Linked DNA regions of Mus musculus: region 1 is linked to region 2. The links are chromatin contacts, found by Hi-C in ENCODE. All regions are on one chromosome and are shown on one strand. Each heading gives the region's core, a stretch centred on a gene start or an enhancer-like site at or near the end of the contact. The rest is flanking DNA. Distances are from core to core; before and after follow the strand shown.

What was found. Hi-C counts contacts between places; a loop is a spot of excess contacts on that map.
Region 1: a map of v-Abl transformed pro-B cells shows a loop between it and region 2 (4-fold over the local background). The contact joins the promoter of Trdmt1 here to the promoter of Arl5b in region 2. A Hi-C loop is called at or near these places in 2 of 37 maps with a recorded cell type or tissue (T-helper 17 cell and v-Abl transformed pro-B cells).

Annotation. Positions count from the first base shown.
Region 1 is chr2:13,542,031-13,547,150 of GRCm38, forward strand. Trdmt1 (tRNA aspartic acid methyltransferase 1) reads right to left here and starts at 2,634. Exons shown (of 11, transcript NM_010067.4): 1 at 2,539-2,634. The coding sequence starts at 2,602.
Region 2 is chr2:15,053,545-15,058,406 of GRCm38, forward strand. Arl5b (ADP-ribosylation factor-like 5B) reads left to right here and starts at 1,776. Exons shown (of 6, transcript NM_029466.5): 1 at 1,776-2,030. The coding sequence starts at 1,985. It also overlaps a transcript of Nsun6 not described here.

The DNA.
Region 1 (5,120 bases), core at 1,384-3,883, 1.5 Mb before region 2:
ATGCCTAGAGTCTGACATGTGTGCTTGGGTTTAAATTCAGGTCCATGCCCTCTGACTTAAAGAACAAGTGCTCTGGCCCACTCCTGGACCTATAAATATTTTTTAATTTAATTTAATGCATACTCTTTTTTTGTTTCGTTTTTTTGAGACAGGGTTTCTCTGTGTAGCTCTGGCTGTCCTGGAACTCACTCTGTAGACCAGGCTGGCCTCGAACTCAGAAATCCGCCTGCCTCTGCCTCCCGAGTACTGGGATTAAAAGCTTGTGCCACCACCGCCCAGCTTTTTTTTGTTTGTTTGGTTTTGGTTTTTTTGTAATGCATACTCTTACCACTCCCTTTTGATATATTATTGTGTCCTCATTTTATAGAAGATAATGAAACAGAAAATGTTTGGAGTTTGACCATTTTTTATGATTTATTTTCTTACTTTATGTATATGAGTACACTATTACTGTTTTCAGACACACCAGAAGAGGGCATCAGATGCCATTACAGATGGTTGTGAGCCACCATGTGGTTGCTGGGAATTGAACTCAGGACTCTGGAAGAGCAGCCAGTGCTCCTTACAGCTGAGCCATCTCTGCACTCTCAGAGTTTGCCCATTCTTAAGCATATACCCAAGAGAATACAAAGCAAGAATCCAAACAGATACTTATAGGCCAATATTCAGAGAGAGATTATTCACAATAGCAAGCAGGTTGAAAATCTTTATCTAGTAACAATGAATAAATAGACAATACTGTTATCTATACAGCAATATATTATTCAGCCATAAAAAGGAATGAGGCATTGACACATTCTACAGCACAGATGAACTTTGTAAACATTGTGTAAATTGTTAAGCTAGACATCAAAGAACAGATTATTCTACTTATGAGGTACCTAGAAGAGATAAGACCAAAGTAGAATAGAGGCTTTAATATCTTCAGGAAGAGAGGCGCTAAAATATTTTTAAGTGGGTGCAATGCTTCTGTCTGTGATGATGAAAATGTTTGAAAACTAATAATGTTTACAATTGTATGACTTCGTAAGCACACTTGCTGTTGATTAACTGTACACTGAAACACAAAATGACACATTTTATAGTGTGTATATATGTGTATACACACATTTACAACAATAAAATATTCCATTGCAAATATTATCTAGAAGTGGACAAATTAGCAGCCAATATTCTTACTACTGCTCTTCATCTAAGTTAGTGAATGGGACCAATGGTAGTAACGAAGTGTGGCTAAGAGATCTGCTAGACAGATCTAGGTTAGGCTTCTGGCTCTACCACCAAGCTAGCTTATTACAGACTCAGAACAGGTCCTGACATGTAGATGCCCTTAATAAAAGGTAAAGCCAGCTGTCACTGTTATTAATCTTTATTAGCTGCATAAATAAAGAAAAACACCAGGATGTACTACTTCCTTACAGATAAATTTAAAACCAAAGTTTATCTAACATACAAACACTAAAAAAGATTAATAATTAAATATTAATTGTTATTAATTAATATGATTAAGACCTCTTCTATAAGCAAACCTCAAACCGAAGATGTAGGGAGCTTTCGGTAACCAGAAAGTTACTTTGGATAACAGGGAAAGTATTTCTTAACAGGTCATATATTAACTAACATAAGGCAGGTTAAAAAAAAAAAAAAAGCTATCGTAGAAAAGTTTGAATTTGCAATCTCTGAGAGGCAACAGAAGCAAAAGTAAAAGTAAAGGCTAGAACTTAGGGACTTTCAAGAGTGAAGGAATACAAAAATCTTGCTCCACTTAGCTTCTTGTTACTCTAGTTAATAAAAAGAGAAGCAAAGTTTCCTTTTTGCATTTGTCTTAGTCTTAGCAACTTCAGGACAGACGTGCTTGCACATGTGCACAGACACACACACACACACACAAACACGCGCCCGCACACCCACTGTCACTTCATATCCCAAGTGCCTAAAATACAGTACTGGTCAATGGAGTTCACCAAGTAAATATTTCTGAGTTATCACAAAAGTGGGTAGAGACCAAAGAAATTACGAAGCTTCCAAACCTAAGTGACAGCAAACTAATTTCTAAGCTGCTACAGTGTGTCAAGCACATTACTGTTTTTAATTCTCCCCCTTCACACTAATACTTGTACATTTCTATCTTGAACTGCAGTTATCCCCCTGCTCCAACCCACCCCCGCCCGCTTTCGTGACTTCCTCCAAGCCCAGTGACAGCCAGTCTAGAATTTGGATCTTGGCTTTGGGCAAAGGGCTCGCCCTTGCCTTAACTTTGTCTGAAGCAACTTAGGTTCATTTGGCTGCACACGAATGCAGCCTCACAAACAGTACCATGGGGAGCCGGCCTGCTTAGGCTCCAAGGATTGGGGCCAGAGTAGGGGAGTCTCAGCCTGGAGGGGCGGACCAGGGAGGCTCACTAAAGTGGTTTCCAGGGCAACCGAGGTCGACCGCACCAGGTCCCGCCCCACCGCCCCGCCGCCCCGCCCCTCCGCGGCGCGAGAGCCGGAACCTGCGGCCCCAAGTGAATCCAAGAGAAGCTGTCTGTCCGCTCACCTCGCAGCGCGTGGTGCATGCCACCAATGCCACTGTACAGCTCCAGGACACGCAGAGGTTCCATCCTCTCGCAACCGCGACCGCGGCCTGGAAACTAGGCCTACCGGTTCTCTGCGTCTCTTACTCCCCCATGTCCGCTCCGTTCCCTTCGCTTCTGGTTCCGCGGCTTTTCAGTTCCCCCAACCCCCTGTTCCTCTAGCTGCAGATTAAGATCACAGTTTGGAGCCCGGGGGCTAGCAGGGCTAGGAAGGGGACAAAGGACAGACAAACTATTAATAAGGCCTCCCAAGTGAGAGACTGCCGCTCCTTAGCCTGATTTGTGCTTTTTCCTCCTTGTTTTGTGTTTTCTGAGGCCTTGAGTAGAGAGCTGAAACCACCCTTGGCTTTGAAGTAAATTACTGATTAGAACACAGTCTTTTTGTTTGTTTGGTTTTGGTTTTTTTGTTTGTTTGTTTTTAACTGCAGGTTCCTTTTGTTCTTTTAAAGTCTGACCTGATCAAGCAATTCTTTGAGGAATCTTGGGCACATATCTATATGCTCTCTGGTGTGCCTGTGCGAGAGTAAGAAGTTAAGTCCTACCAGGCTCTTTCCTAAAGAAAGCTCCAGAATTACAAGTACTTAAAGCCGATCCCTCTGAGCCCATTCATAATAGGGAGGATGCCTGCTATAAATGAAAATAGGACTCATCCTATTTACCCCGACACATGCTGTTTCTTTTTATTGAAAACAGATTTTCTTCTTCACATAATATATCCTGATTGCAATTCCTCCTCCTTTACTGAAGTACCCCTAGCTCCTCCCCACCCCATCAAGATCCACCCAGTTTCTGTCTCTCATTAGAAAACAAATGGGCTTCTATAACAATGAAATAAAACAAGACAACAAAAACTAACACATCGGTATTGAGCAAAGCAAACGGGGGGGGGGGGGCGGGGGGGGGCGACGGGAGACAAGAAAAGGCCCAAGAAATGGAAAACCCATTTGCACACTCATAAAAACACTTAACTGGAAACCATAATAATAAATGCAAAGAGCAGTAGGGTAAAAAGAGAGAAGAAAATATATAAATAAAATAAAATAAAATAAAATAAAATAAAATAAAATAAAATAAAACATAAGTTAAAAATTGAAGGAGGAGGAGCCCTGGCACAACATTATAAGACAAAGACTCTCCAATGATGCTATTGAGTTCATTTCCTGTTGGCCATCAACTGCTGGGCCCACGGCCTACTCTTAAGAGTAGTTTGTTTCCCCAGTGAGATTCCCTTGGAGGAAAACAAATCTTCATTTGCAGGAGGTTATCAACCAGATATTGTTCTGAATTAGGGATGGGATGTGCCCAGTTCTCCTTGCAGCTCTAGGGCCCCACACGGTGCAGGCCTGTGCATGCTGCCTCAGTCTTTTTGAGTTCAATATGTGTTGATCACATTGATTTAAAGGGCCTTCGTTTCTTGGTTGTCCTCCATTCCCTCTGGCTCTTACACTCTTCCCATCTCCTCCTCCATGGGGTTCCCTGAGCCCTTAGGGAAGGGATTTGATGGAGACATACCATTTATGACTGAGCATTCCAGTGCTCTCTACAGAATGTCTGGCTCTGTGTCGCTGTTTTTATTCCCATCTGCTACAGGTGAAAGCTTTCTCTGAGGATGACTGAACAAGTCACTGACTCTCAAACTCTCAAACAACCCAAGCTGTTGCTAAAACTATAAGTTGCTCTCCACAAACCAACAGCAAGTCCGAATTGCTGAAGACAATACCTGCACAACTCATTGAACATGAAGAAGTTAAGTTGGTTCCTACATAAAGCCTCAGCATGCTAACCTCTTTGGTCTAGGAAGTTACTCTGCATGCTAGCTACCAAAGGAGAAATGTAAACACCATCCTAGTCACAGACCCTTTGATATACACTGCTGTTCTCTCTGAAAGTTATGTTAGTACAATGGTGGCCTAAACCCTGTGAAAATAGCCAACCAATATCAATTGGACTTAAGGCCCAATTTTTTAAAGGCCAATATACATTGTCCTTTATGTTTTCTGCACTCGTTAGTCACTTATTTTGGTAAGAAAGGATGTTGTATGGTAGAAGGACGGTTCAAAACTAGAATTTAGCCTTTAGTAACTGGTTGTGTGACTTTGAGATAACCTGTTTTCCTCGTCATGAAGAGGAAGAGGGAAGAAATGGTTACTGAGTGTTTCGCAGTCCCAACAAACCATCCTTGGGTTAGTATTTGATAGAGTAGTCTCTGATTTAGCCCCACATTCGAACTGAAACGTCTAGACAGAAAACTTTATATATATATATTATTAGATATTTTCTATACATTTCAAATGCTATCCCAAAAGTTCCCTATACCCTCCCTCCGCCCTGCTCCCCTACCCACCCACTCCTGATTCTTGGCCCTGGCATTTCCCTGTACTGGGGCATATAAAGTTTGCAATACCAAGGGGCCTCTCTTCCCAGTGATGGCCGACTAGGCCATCTTCTGCTACATATGCAGCTAGAGATACAAGCTCTGGGGGTACTGTTTAGTTCATGTTATTGTTCCACCTATAGGGTTGCAGACCCCTTCAGCTCCTTGGGT
Region 2 (4,862 bases), core at 526-3,025:
CAAGTATCACCTGGTCAGTTTACATTGGTTCCTCCTAATCTATATAATTTTCCTTTTTTTAGGCCTTGTAAGTTAACATTTTACTTCCTTGAAACTTCAGTTTATTTTATACTAATTTAGTACTTATATTTTGTTGGAGACATTTTAATGGGATTCTACTTCACTGAAAGTTGTCATTTCATAATATTTTCACGAAGTTATTCTTATCTCATGAACTCAAACTATATTCATTTTCAAGTGGCACCATGATACACATCAATATTACCTCTTGTATACCAAAGGCAACACTGAAATTAGTCTCAACAAAACCTTAAAGGGATATTTAAAGAAAAAGTATTTAGTTTTTGAGCTACATTTAAGACGCTTATGCTCAGATTTTTCTATTTTCATTACATTTCTGACAAGCATTACATATATATGTATATATAATGTATTATATATATACATACATATATAGTCAATACACATGTACAGTATAAACAAGTTCCATTTTTTCCTAACATCAGTACATGCATCAGCATTTATTAGTTTAGGCAATATTCAACTGTATTTGTGAGCATCTATCATTTGTTTCAGTCAGAGTAAGTTTCTTTTCCTTCAGGTTAGCAAAACTTTCAAATTTCTAAATTCTAACCTGAAAAGGGCGTTAGAGAATCTTAAGTCGGCTTTTTAATAATGAGGCCAAAAGTAGAAATGATAAGTTTGCGCAACCACAAACTCATTCAAATTTGTAGTCCAACGGATGATCATTAAAGCTATGTTTGAACAGGATCAGTACAACTTTTCCTCTGTAGGAGAGGCTGGAGCTATGGTTTAGTATCAAGAAGTTGTTGTGATCTTGTACCCGAGTTTTCAAGTCTTCACTGTCCTTTGAAGTGTAGCACTAGCAGGGCATCTTTTTTTTGTTTGTTTTGTTTTTCGAGACAGGGTTTCTCTGTGTAGCCCTGGCTGTCCTGGAACTCACTCTGTAGAACAGGCTGGCCTTGAATTCAAGAAATCCGCGTGCTTCTGCCTCCCGAGTGCTGGGATTAAAGGTGTGCGCCACCACGCCCGGCCACTAGCAGGGCATCTTAAGCTATACTCATTTGTTTTATTTGGAATAGGTCATGGGACAGTTTACCTTGTTACAAGGTCAGGCTGGCAGGCTTCTTCTCTGGTTATGTGGGGCCCGCCAGGTGGCCTCAAGGACTAGTCTGGCCTATGAAGTTTCCAGTTTCAACTGGTAAGGATTTTGAGATTAACTACCACACCTAACGCTTGGCCAAACTGATGGCACTTTGATTTTAGAAACTTAACTGGACCCTGGCTACAGGCATTCCAGCACGCACGTCCCTATCAATTCCATTCAGAATTAAGAATCACGCTAGAATCCCAACACTGGGACAGGAACGGAAACCCACTCCTCCGCTTCAGTCAGAGGACCGCGCCAGCTGAGGTTCCTCAGGCGGTCAGCAGCGAGGGACGCGGTGGCCAGGCCTCGGGGATGACCGCTGCTCTGGACCTCAGTCCGCGTTTCTTCAGAGTGGCAGGAGAGGGAGCGCGCGCCGAGGAAATCCCCAGATCGGCCACACCCCGCCTCCGCAGACGCCAAGCCCGCCCACCATCCGCACACCGGAAGTGTACAGGGAGGACCCGCCACGTCCCAGGCGCCCGCTGACGTCAGCGCGCCGACGTCACGTGCCGACCTTCCGGCGATGGGTGGTCCCGGGCGTAGGTGGGGAGGCGGGGCGGGGGCGGGGCTCGTGGCCAGCCCAGGCTGTGCAGGGTAGGTGGGCGCAGACCGAGCGACTACGGGTCGGGGCTGGGCTCAGCGCGCTGCGAACAAAGGAGTCTGCGGCGGTTCCCGGCTCCGCGGAGGACCAAAGCTTCGCTGGACTCTTGAGGCTCCGCGGCTCCGGATCGGCTTCCCCTCGGTTCCACCGCGGGCGCCGCGGCACCTGCCGCCGAGTGCTGCCCAGGAAGTCTGTCCCGTCCGGGGCTCATGATGGGGCTGATCTTCGCTAAACTGTGGAGCCTTTTTTGTAACCAAGGTGAGGCCGGCGGGAGGGTGGACGCGGCGCTGGCAAGTCCAGATTGAGATCTGGATAGGGTTCGGGGTAGAACTCGGATCTGGGGACCCGGAGCCCGGGCAGGGGACGCACCCGATGGCCAGGAATCCCACGCGTGTGCAGCTTTTAGCCAACCAAGGTGAAAACATATTCCTGCAATCTGTTTGCGGGCCTTTCCGGTCTCAGCGAACCATCTTTTAGGTCTGATTAGCCCCAAGAAAGTGTCTCCCCGAGAACCCAAAACTTTCCGTTTGTTTAACACGAAACAGGAGTTTTGCACTGTTTACCTTCCTCTTGTCTATGCCAATGCACCTTCACGTTGTCTGACTTGGCTCTGATTTCTGTTCGTCAAGACTTAGAATGAGTGAGTATTCAGGTGCACGGGTTTCTGAAATTTTTACACATACACACAGCTTCCCCTCCTCCCCGTAGGCGTGAAAAAAAAAATCTAAATGCTCTCGGTTATGTGTAAGATGTTACGTGGCCGTAATTATTCTAGAACAGGTCATGAATTACCTAGAAGTTGTAAAACCTGTTCCGAGGCAGAATAAGCAATGCTGTCTTGAGAAGAGTCACTACTAGACAGAAAGGGGTCCAATGATAAAGTCTTCGTCTTTCTTGTAACAGAATGGTTTCTGAGTATTAAGACCAAATTTTGTTCCCATTTGTTTCATTTTGTAGGGCATGATTTATAAACTACTTTTGTTTTTATGAAGGTACCAAGTCTTTGCCATTATTAAGGTCCTTTGTTTTGTGGATTTAAACCGTGAAATCATTTTGAATGGCATTAATTCACTTGTTCTGAACGCTGATTTTTAAAAAGCCCCTTTCAAGCTTATGAATACATGCAAGCACACTGGCACATGTGTGTGTATGCAAGTACCACAGATAAATACTCCCTTTTAAGTGACTTTGGAGTGTCCAAACTGAAGCTCCCGGCGATGTTTCTCAGTAATGTCATGCACTATTTTTCAGCAACTTAACATTTTCTAATGATTGTAAAAGTACTATGTCAAGAACAATTTCAACATATAATTAAATATATATTGATTACACAATTAAATTTGTGTAAATAAAAATGAATTACGCAATATTACCTTTTATCAACCCCCCCCCCCCCACACACACACCTTAGCAATAAAAATGATCAGAGTGTTGGTTCTCCCTTTATAGTAGGTTATTGCTGCTATCCCTGTTCATTAGAGGATTCCGTATTCAGACTGGAATGGGGCTGGGGAGATGAAAAGGGCAGTCATTGAAGATGATGGAAGCCTTCATGTGCCCTGTGCCTGCCTTTACATAATTGTTTGGTTTTTCTAGAGCCATCTTAGAATTTCTTTATCTTTCCTGCTGAAATGTAGAGACAGGTGCTTGTATCACTGTGTTCTCTGTGCTCATGATTAATTTCTTCTAGTGGGAAAACCAGTCCTTCAGATTAGACCCAGTTAGCTACAGAGATCCAGAACAGAATCTGTGCTCATAGAACACTCAAGAGTTAGTGTAGGAAATTGTTTGCCGAAATGTGCAGACATTTGTAAGTGTGGACTGATGGTGCCAGGGAGTGATCCTTCTCAGGTGGTTTGCAGAAGCCTTTCAGGGTAAGGTGTACACAGACTCAATGAGGAATAGGAGTTTGGGTTGAATGTAGACAGAGTAGAATCCGGCATATTGGTGTAGGCAGATGAACTGCTGCTTGAAAAGAGGTACGTTGGATACACTTAAAGAAATTGAACATGGTTTAATTACTGTTTGTTTGATGAGATTGCAGAAGTAACCAGGAAATTAGATCACCAAGGGTCTTTCTTACATGCTGACCAAGGCAGTAAGCAGTAGGGACCCATGAAGGGTTTGGTCATTAGGTATTTTCCTGATGGGGAATAATGAGATCGGACTCATACAATAGTCTGGAATTTTTGTTTTCTGTAGCAACAAATTAAGTACCAGTGTTGGCATCTTTCTCACCATTGCTCATTTCAGTTATTCAATGGTGCCCAGGTAGAGTTAGCATTGGAATAATATGTCCAAGTCTTCACTCTACCTGTTAAGTGAGAGTGAGGTGGTCTGGAAGCCAGTGGGGTGATGGTTGTCAGAGAACTGACAGCAACCTACAGGCTCTTTCCCTTATCTGTCATTCAGTATGTCCTCACTCTTGCCTCAGTTTTTTAAAGAGCTCTAAGCATCCTTTTATGTGTGATATCTTCCTGGGGATAAGTTACAAAGCTCTGCATTGTCTAATGGAACTTTGTAGTCTTTCATTTTGTAATAGAAGGCTGATAAATTATCACAGGTGGAGCTAACCTATGGTTGTCCGTGTGTTCTTTTTTTTGTTTTTGTTCTTGTTGTTTTTTTTTGTTTTTGTTTTCTCGAAACAGGGTTTCTCTGTGTAGCCCTGGCTGTCCTGGAACTCACTCTGTAGACCAGGCTGGCCTCGAAGTCAGAAATCCACCTGCCTCTGCCTCCTGAGTGCTGGGACTAAAGTCATGCGCCACCAATGCCCGGCACCATGTGTTCTTATAGAATACTTGCTTGCCTATATGGGGACTGCGTGTTTTGGCTCTCCTCTTAACGCTTCCAAGATTTCTTATTTTTTCCTTTTTTTTTTTAAACTTGATTTTTAAAAGTTCTCTACCTTGCATTGGCCTGGTCTTTATCTCTCTTTGTTGTGACTGTATACACTATCGGTCAGCTTTTCTCTTCGACAGAAGGACAGATGACATAAAGCTTTAATTGTAGTTCATTTTCACAACCAAAAATCAGCAACTTATTTATTCTGGCACCTAAATCATTTCTTCCTCACAGCAGATTTTTTGTTGT